2 separate regions of the Homo sapiens genome follow, and region 2 is linked to region 1. The links are chromatin contacts, found by Hi-C or POLR2A ChIA-PET in ENCODE. All regions are on one chromosome and are shown on one strand. The core of a region is the stretch at or near the end of the contact, and the rest is flanking DNA. Distances in the headings are between cores, read along the strand shown. Region 1 holds the start of SNHG12 (small nucleolar RNA host gene 12). Region 2 overlaps RCC1 (regulator of chromosome condensation 1).

What was found. Hi-C counts contacts between places; a loop is a spot of excess contacts on that map. ChIA-PET counts read pairs that join two places held with the same protein, here RNA polymerase II (POLR2A). Pooled maps may share reads with other maps.
Region 2: a loop to region 1 is called in a map of PC-9, with 5 times the contacts of the local background. The contact joins the enhancer-like site here to the promoter of SNHG12 in region 1. A Hi-C loop is called at or near these places in 36 of 168 maps with a recorded cell type or tissue (A673, B cell, CD14-positive monocyte and 29 more), 34 of 37 single-sample maps with no recorded cell type and 37 of 50 pooled maps. POLR2A ChIA-PET finds 5 or more read pairs at or near these places in 47 of 52 experiments (A549, A673, AG04449 and 36 more).

Annotation. Positions count from the first base shown.
Region 1 is chr1:28,581,368-28,584,546 of GRCh38, reverse strand. It overlaps SNHG12 (small nucleolar RNA host gene 12), which reads left to right and starts at 1,564. Exons shown (of 6, transcript NR_146382.1): 1 at 1,564-2,457. RefSeq lists an enhancer at 2,397-3,179.
Region 2 is chr1:28,525,121-28,528,377 of GRCh38, reverse strand. All of the region lies in intron 4 of RCC1 (regulator of chromosome condensation 1), which reads right to left. It also overlaps the pseudogene PRDX3P2. Among named protein-coding and RNA genes, the nearest start is that of SNORA73B, 18 kb to the right of the region's middle. Within about 2 kb of position 1,322, at least 5 of the 41 ENCODE cell types and tissues checked have a DNase peak (open chromatin) inside an H3K27ac peak, as active enhancers do; they include HCT116, PC-3, PC-9 and 1 more, where a contact is called at or near this core.

The DNA of each region.
Region 1 (3,179 bases), core at 315-2,814:
GGTGATCCACTGCATCTGCCTTAATATAATATGTATATCTATCTATCTATATATACACACACATAGATATAGATAGATATATATAGATATATTTTTTGAGAGGGAGTCTCGCTGTATCACCCAGGCTGGAGTGCAGTGGCATGATCTTGGCTCACTGCAACCTCTGCCTCCCAGGTTCGAGCGATTCTTATGCCTTAGCCTCCCAAGTAGCTGGGACTGTAGATGAGTGTCACCATGCCTGGGTAATTTTTTTTTTTTGTATTTTTAGTAGAGATGGGGTTTTGTCATGTTGGCCAGGCTGGTCTCTAGTTCCTGATGTCAGGTAATCCACCTGCCTTGGCCTCCCGAATTGGTGGGAGCTACTGCGCCTGGGAGATATACATTTTTTCTTAATGGTTTTTTGACAGCTTTATTGAGGCATAATTGACACAGAATAAACTGCACAAGCCTGGGCGAAAAAGCGAGACTTCATCTCCAAAAAAAAAAAAAAAAGTTTAATAATTTTACTTTTTTTCTTTTTTTTTTGAGACGGAGTCTCGCTCTTGTCGCCCAGGCTGGAGTGTAATGGCTCCATCTTAGCTCACTTCAACCTCCGCTTCCCAGGTTCAAACGATTCTCCTGCCTCAGCCTCCCAAGTAGCTGGGATTACAGGCGCCTGCCACCACGCCCAGCTAATTTTTGTATTTTTAGTAGAAACGGGTTTTCACCATGTTGGCTAGGCTGGACTTGAAATCCTGACCTCAGGTTATCTGCCCCCTCGGACTCCCAAAGTGCTGGAATTACAGGTGGGAGCCACCGCGCCCAGCATAATTATTAAGCTTTTAAAGCGTAAACAAACGGCCGGGCGCGGTGGCTCGTGCCTGTAATCCCAGCACTTTGGGAGGCCGAGGCGGGTGGATCACGAGGTCAGGAAATCGAGACCATCCTGCCCAACATGGGGAAACCCTGTCTCTACTAAAAATACAAAAAATTAGCCGGGCGTGGTGGCGGGCGCCTGTAATCCCAGCTACTTGGGAGGCTGAGGCAGGAGAATGGCGTGAACCCGGGAGCGGGAGCTTGCAGTGAGCTGAGATGGCGCCACTGCACTCCAGCCTGGGCGACAGAGCAGCTCCGTCTCAAGAAAAAAAAAAAAAAGCATAAACTACAAAAAAAAAAATTGACTCTTAGACTTCATAAAAATTAAAAAACTTTTAGCAGGCTGGCTGGCGTGTGGAGACCAGACTGTCGGGAGCAACAGCAGGATCTGGGAGATAAGAGACTATTGCTATCATCTGGGTCAACGATTAGGGTAACATCAGTGGAAGGGGTAAGAAACAGTCAGATTATTGATACATTTTAAAGGTAGAGCACACAGGAGTTGCTGATGGCTTGGACATGTGATGTTAGAGAAAGAGAGGAGTCCAGGACCACAGGCATGCGCCCCCACGACCTGCTAAAGTAGTACTTACTTTTTATTTTATTTTATTTTTTTGAGACAGAGTCTCGTTCTGTTGCCCAGGCTAGAGTGCAGTGACGCGATCTCGGCTCTCTGCAAGCTCCGCCTCCCGGGTTCACGCCATTCTCCTGCCTCAGCCTCCCGGGTAGCTGGGACTACAGGCGCCCGCGACCACGCCCGGCTAATTTTTTTTTGTATTTTTTTTTAGTAGAGACCGGGTTTCGCCGTGTTAGCCAGGATGGTCTCGATCTCCTGACCTCGTGATCCACCCGCCTTGGCCTCCCAAAGTGCTGGGATTACAGGCGTGAGTAACCGCACCCGGCAGTAGTACCTACTTTTTAAAGTGTAAGCAAGGAAAGTTGGCCCGCACCTGTAGTCCCATCTACCTGGGAGGCTGAGGTGGAAGAATTGCTTGAGCCCAGTTGGTCGAGGCTGCAATGAGCCTTGATCACGCCACTGCACTCCAGCCTGGGCAACAGAACAAGACCCTGTCTCAAACAAAAAAGTGTATGTAAGAATAAAAATTAATAGATTAGGCACAGGATGGGTGTTTAATTCTCGGCAATCACCACTAAGTTTTCATACTGAGGCTTATTCATTCCATGGGCAAAACATTGCGCTATGTGTGGTGCCTGGGGTGGGCTCCAAATTCCAGTCCTCTCCTCGCTTGCGATAGCTGTGTGATCCATTCCTAAGTTTCCTTATTTGTCCACAGAGCGTACACAGGGTTTTTATGAAAACTAGATCAGATAATCAGACACAGTTAAAATAGCACGCGCTCAGTAAAATTACATATTAGTGGAAGAGACAAGCCTTGAATAAATCGCCTTTCGGGGAGTATGACCCCCTCCCCGAAACCCACTCAGGCGCTGCTCGCTCGCACGCCCACTGAGCTCGGAGCGGAGCCCGAGCCCTTTCCCAGCACACAGGGTTCATTTCCAGACTGAAAGACATCCCAGAGACAACTCCAGAGGCCAAGGCGGGTCGGCTTCCTGCGTGGGCCCAGCGCCGGGCACTGAAAGGTGAAGGCGCTTCTTCCGCTCGGAGGAAAGCCTCTGGCGGTTCTCGCTTCGCGGGCTCGGGATGGACACGCGCGTAGGGCTGGGGAGGTGACGCGCGGACAACGCCGGGGCGAGCAAACTACAACTCCCAGGCAGCTGTGCGCCACGCGGGCGGCCTACTGTCGGGTGTGGCCGCGAGGGGCGGCCTATATAAGCTCTTGCTCGCGGCTTCAGCGCCCTTTCTCCCCGCCGCATTCCCGGTGTCGACTTACTAGCTGCAAGCCTCTGCCTGCCTTCCTGCGCGCCGTTCCCCGCTAGTCGCTGCTGCTGGCGCGCACTCGCCGGGTTTTTCCTCCCACGGCCTCGAGATGGTGGTGAATGTGGCACGGAGGAGCCGGGCCTTCCAACCCGGTGGGCCCGAGCTCCGAAAGGCCCCCTCGGCAGTGAGAGGGGCGGGAGCCCGCGGGGGCCGCGCCCTTCTCTCGCTTCGGACTGCGCAACGCTGCGCTCTGGGCTGACAGGTGAGTGTTGCAGGCAGGCGGCCGGGTTTACGGAAGGGGTGGGGGTTTGGGAACCGGTCTCCTGGGGGATGCGGGGATGAATCCCTGGGCCTGAAGTGTCTTAATTCAGGGGGAGGCCGCATGCTGGTGTCAGGATGGCCTCCAGTTGAATCTGTGACATTTACCAGCTAGGTGATTTTGGGACTGGTGACTACGCGCGAGACCTCTGGAGGTCGCCCTGGT
Region 2 (3,257 bases), core at 73-2,572, 56 kb after region 1:
TTCAAGTGATTCTCCTGCCTCAGCCTCTCGAGTAGCTGGGATTACAGGCACCCACCACCACACCCAGCTAATTTTTGTATTTTTAGTAGAGACGAGGTTTCACCAGTTTGGCCAGGCTGGTCTCGAACTCCTGATCTCAGTGATCCACCCCGCCTTGGCCTCCCAAAGTGCTGGAATTATAGGCGTGAGCCACTGTGCCCAGCCCAAATTTTGTATTTTTAGTAGAGACGGGGTTTCACCATGTTGGCCAGGCTGGTCCCAAACTCCTAATCTCAAGTAATCCACCTGCCTCAGCCTCCCGAAGTCCTGGGATTACAGGCGTGAGCCACTGCGTACAGCCGATTACATGTTTTTTTTTTTTTTTTTTTGAAGCAGAGTTTTGTTCTTATTGCCCAGGCTGGAGTGCCATGGCGCAATCTCGGCTCACCACAACCTCTACCTCCCAGGTTCAAGTGATTCTCCTGCCTCAGCCTCTGGAGTAGCTAGGATTACAGGCATGTGCCACCACGCCCGGCTTATTTTGTATTTTTAGTAGAGATGGGGTTTCTCCATGTTGGTCCCGCTGGTCTTGAACTCCTGACCTCAGATGATCCACCCACCTTGGCCTCCCAAAGTGCGGGATTACAGGCGTGAGCCATCGTGCCTGGCCACATGTATTTAAAAAATTTTTAAGTCTGTTGTAAAAAATTAAAACATTGAAGAACAACATTAAATGAAATATCCATCATAACTCCATTCAACCCCATGTAAGCACCAGTAACTTTGGTAATGTGTTGTTATAATCAGAGGGGGAGAAGAGCTATTTTCTTTTCTTATTTAATTGATTGATTTTTTTTAGAGACAAGGTGCCACCACACCTGTAATCCTAGCACTTTGGGAAGTCGAGGCAGGAGGATCGCTTGAGCCCAGGAGTTCAAGACCAGCGTGGGCAACATGGCGAAACCCCATTTCTATCCAAAAAATTACAAAAATTAGCCGGGCATGGTGGTGCACGCCTGAAGTCCTGGCTACTCAGGAGGCTGAGGTGGGAGGATGGCGTGAGCCTGGGAGGCTGAGGCTAAATTGAGCTGAGATTGTGCCACTGTACTTTAGCCTGGGCGAAAGAGACAGACACTGTCTCAAAAAAACAAAAACACACATGCACTGAAGATCGCGGCTGCTGTGGGAAGGTTACTCTGAGCATCAGTTGCCCGGCATGTGAGTGCCATTCCTTGGGGGCATTTCTGCCACTGCAGCCCTCAGGCCTGCTGCTTCTGGAAGAACAAGTTTGACAAACATATTGTGGTCTGGTTCCGGTCAAGCAAAATTCTGGTACCAGTTCCTCATACCATGCACCTGATGTCACCCAGCATGCGCCCTATTTTAAGGGTACAGCCGTGGTCAATGGAGAGTTCAAAGACCTAAGCCTTGATGACTTTGAGGGGAAATATTTGGTGCTTTTCTTCTATCCTTTGGATTTCTTTCTTTTTTTTTTTTTTTCCGAGACGGAGTCTTGCTGTGTCACCCAGGCTGGAGTGCAGTGGCACGATCTCGGCTCACTGCAACCTCCCCCTCCTGGGTTCAAGCCAATTCTCCTGCCTCAGCCTCCTGAGTACCTGGAATTACAGGCGCCTGCCACGACGCCTGGCTAATTTTTGTATTTTTAGTAGAGATGGGATTTCACCATGTTGGTGAGGCTGGTCTTGAACTCCTGAACTCAGGTGATCCACCCACCTCAGCCTCCCAAAGTGCTGGGATTACAGGTGTGAGCCACCGCGCCCAGCCCTATCCTTTGGATTTCACCTTTGTGTGTCCTACAGAAATTGTTGCTTCTAGTGACAAAGCTAAGGAATTTCACGATGTGAACTTTGAAGTTGTTGCAGTCTCAGTGGATTCCCACTTTAGCCGTCTTGCCTGGATAAATACACCAAGAAAGAATGGTGCTTTGGGCCACATAAACATCGCACCCTTGTCAGATTTAACTAAGCGAATTTCTCGAGACTTCGGTGTGCTGTTAGAAGGTCCTGGTCTTGCACTAAGAGGTCTCTTCATAATTGACCCCAATGGAGTCATCAAGTACTTGTTTTTGTTTGTTTGTTTGTTTGTTTTTTTGAGACAGCATCTCACTCTCTGTTGCCCAGGCTCAAGTGCAGTGGCACAATCACGGCTCATTGCAGGTTTGACCTCTTGAGCTCAGGTGATCCTCCCACCTCAGCCTCTAGAATAGCTGGGACTACAAGTGCGCATCACAGTGTCCAGCTAATTTTTATATATTTTGTAGAGACAGGGTTTTGCCAAGTTGCCCAGGCTGGTCTAGAACTCCTGGGCTCAAGCGATCTACCCGCCTCAGCCTCCCAAAGTGCTGGGATTACAACAGCTGTGAGCCACCATGCCCGGCCGGAGCCACAGTCTTTAAGGTCATGAAAAACAATCAAGTTGTCTAAGCCTCTACCTAATGTTACGAAGGGAAGGAGAACTCCAAGAGCCCTTCTCGGTCTCAGCTCTGGGCCTAACCAGCAGCCCCCTCATTCCTTCCTTCTAGTGGTTCCCGAGAACCTCGCCTCTCTAGCTCTCCCCTCCATGGTATATGGACACAAGGCCAGGCACTTTTCTGCTGATTATCCTGGGGAAGGAGAACTAAATACTAAAGATGGGAAAGTAACCAAAGGTCTAGAATCCTGATAAGCCTTTGCAGGCTGAGCTTCTGCAGGTTGTCACTGGCCCAGTTCTGACTGATGAGGTGGCAGTTCTGAACTTCACCCAACTTTTATTCTCCCAGGGCTGAGAATCCTCCCACCTGTCTTTTGAGACCCCTTGTCCCACACTAAAAAGTGCACATTCTTTGGGATTAGAGGGAACTGGGTTCACCTTCCAGAGCTTGTGGCTGGCCAGTTGCCTTAACCTCTCTGAACTGTATCCTCATCTATAAAAGGGGATGCAATGACTACTTCTCAGGGCTGTCATCAAGACTGAATGAAATGGTTGTAAATCCACAAATATTTATAGTGCTTTACTACTAAGGGAGGAGACCACCCCTCATATTGTCTTATGCCCAATTTCTGCCTCCAAAGAAGTAAAAACTAAAAGGCAGAAATGAAATCCACAGGCAGACAGCCTGGCGCCGCGACCTGTGTCTGGTTAAAGATCGACCCCTGACCTAACCGGTTATGTTATCTATAGATTCCAGACATCGTATGGAAAAGCACTGTGAAAATCCCTGTCCTGTTCTGTTCCGTTCTGATAACCAGTGCATGCAGCCCCCAGTCACATATCCCCTG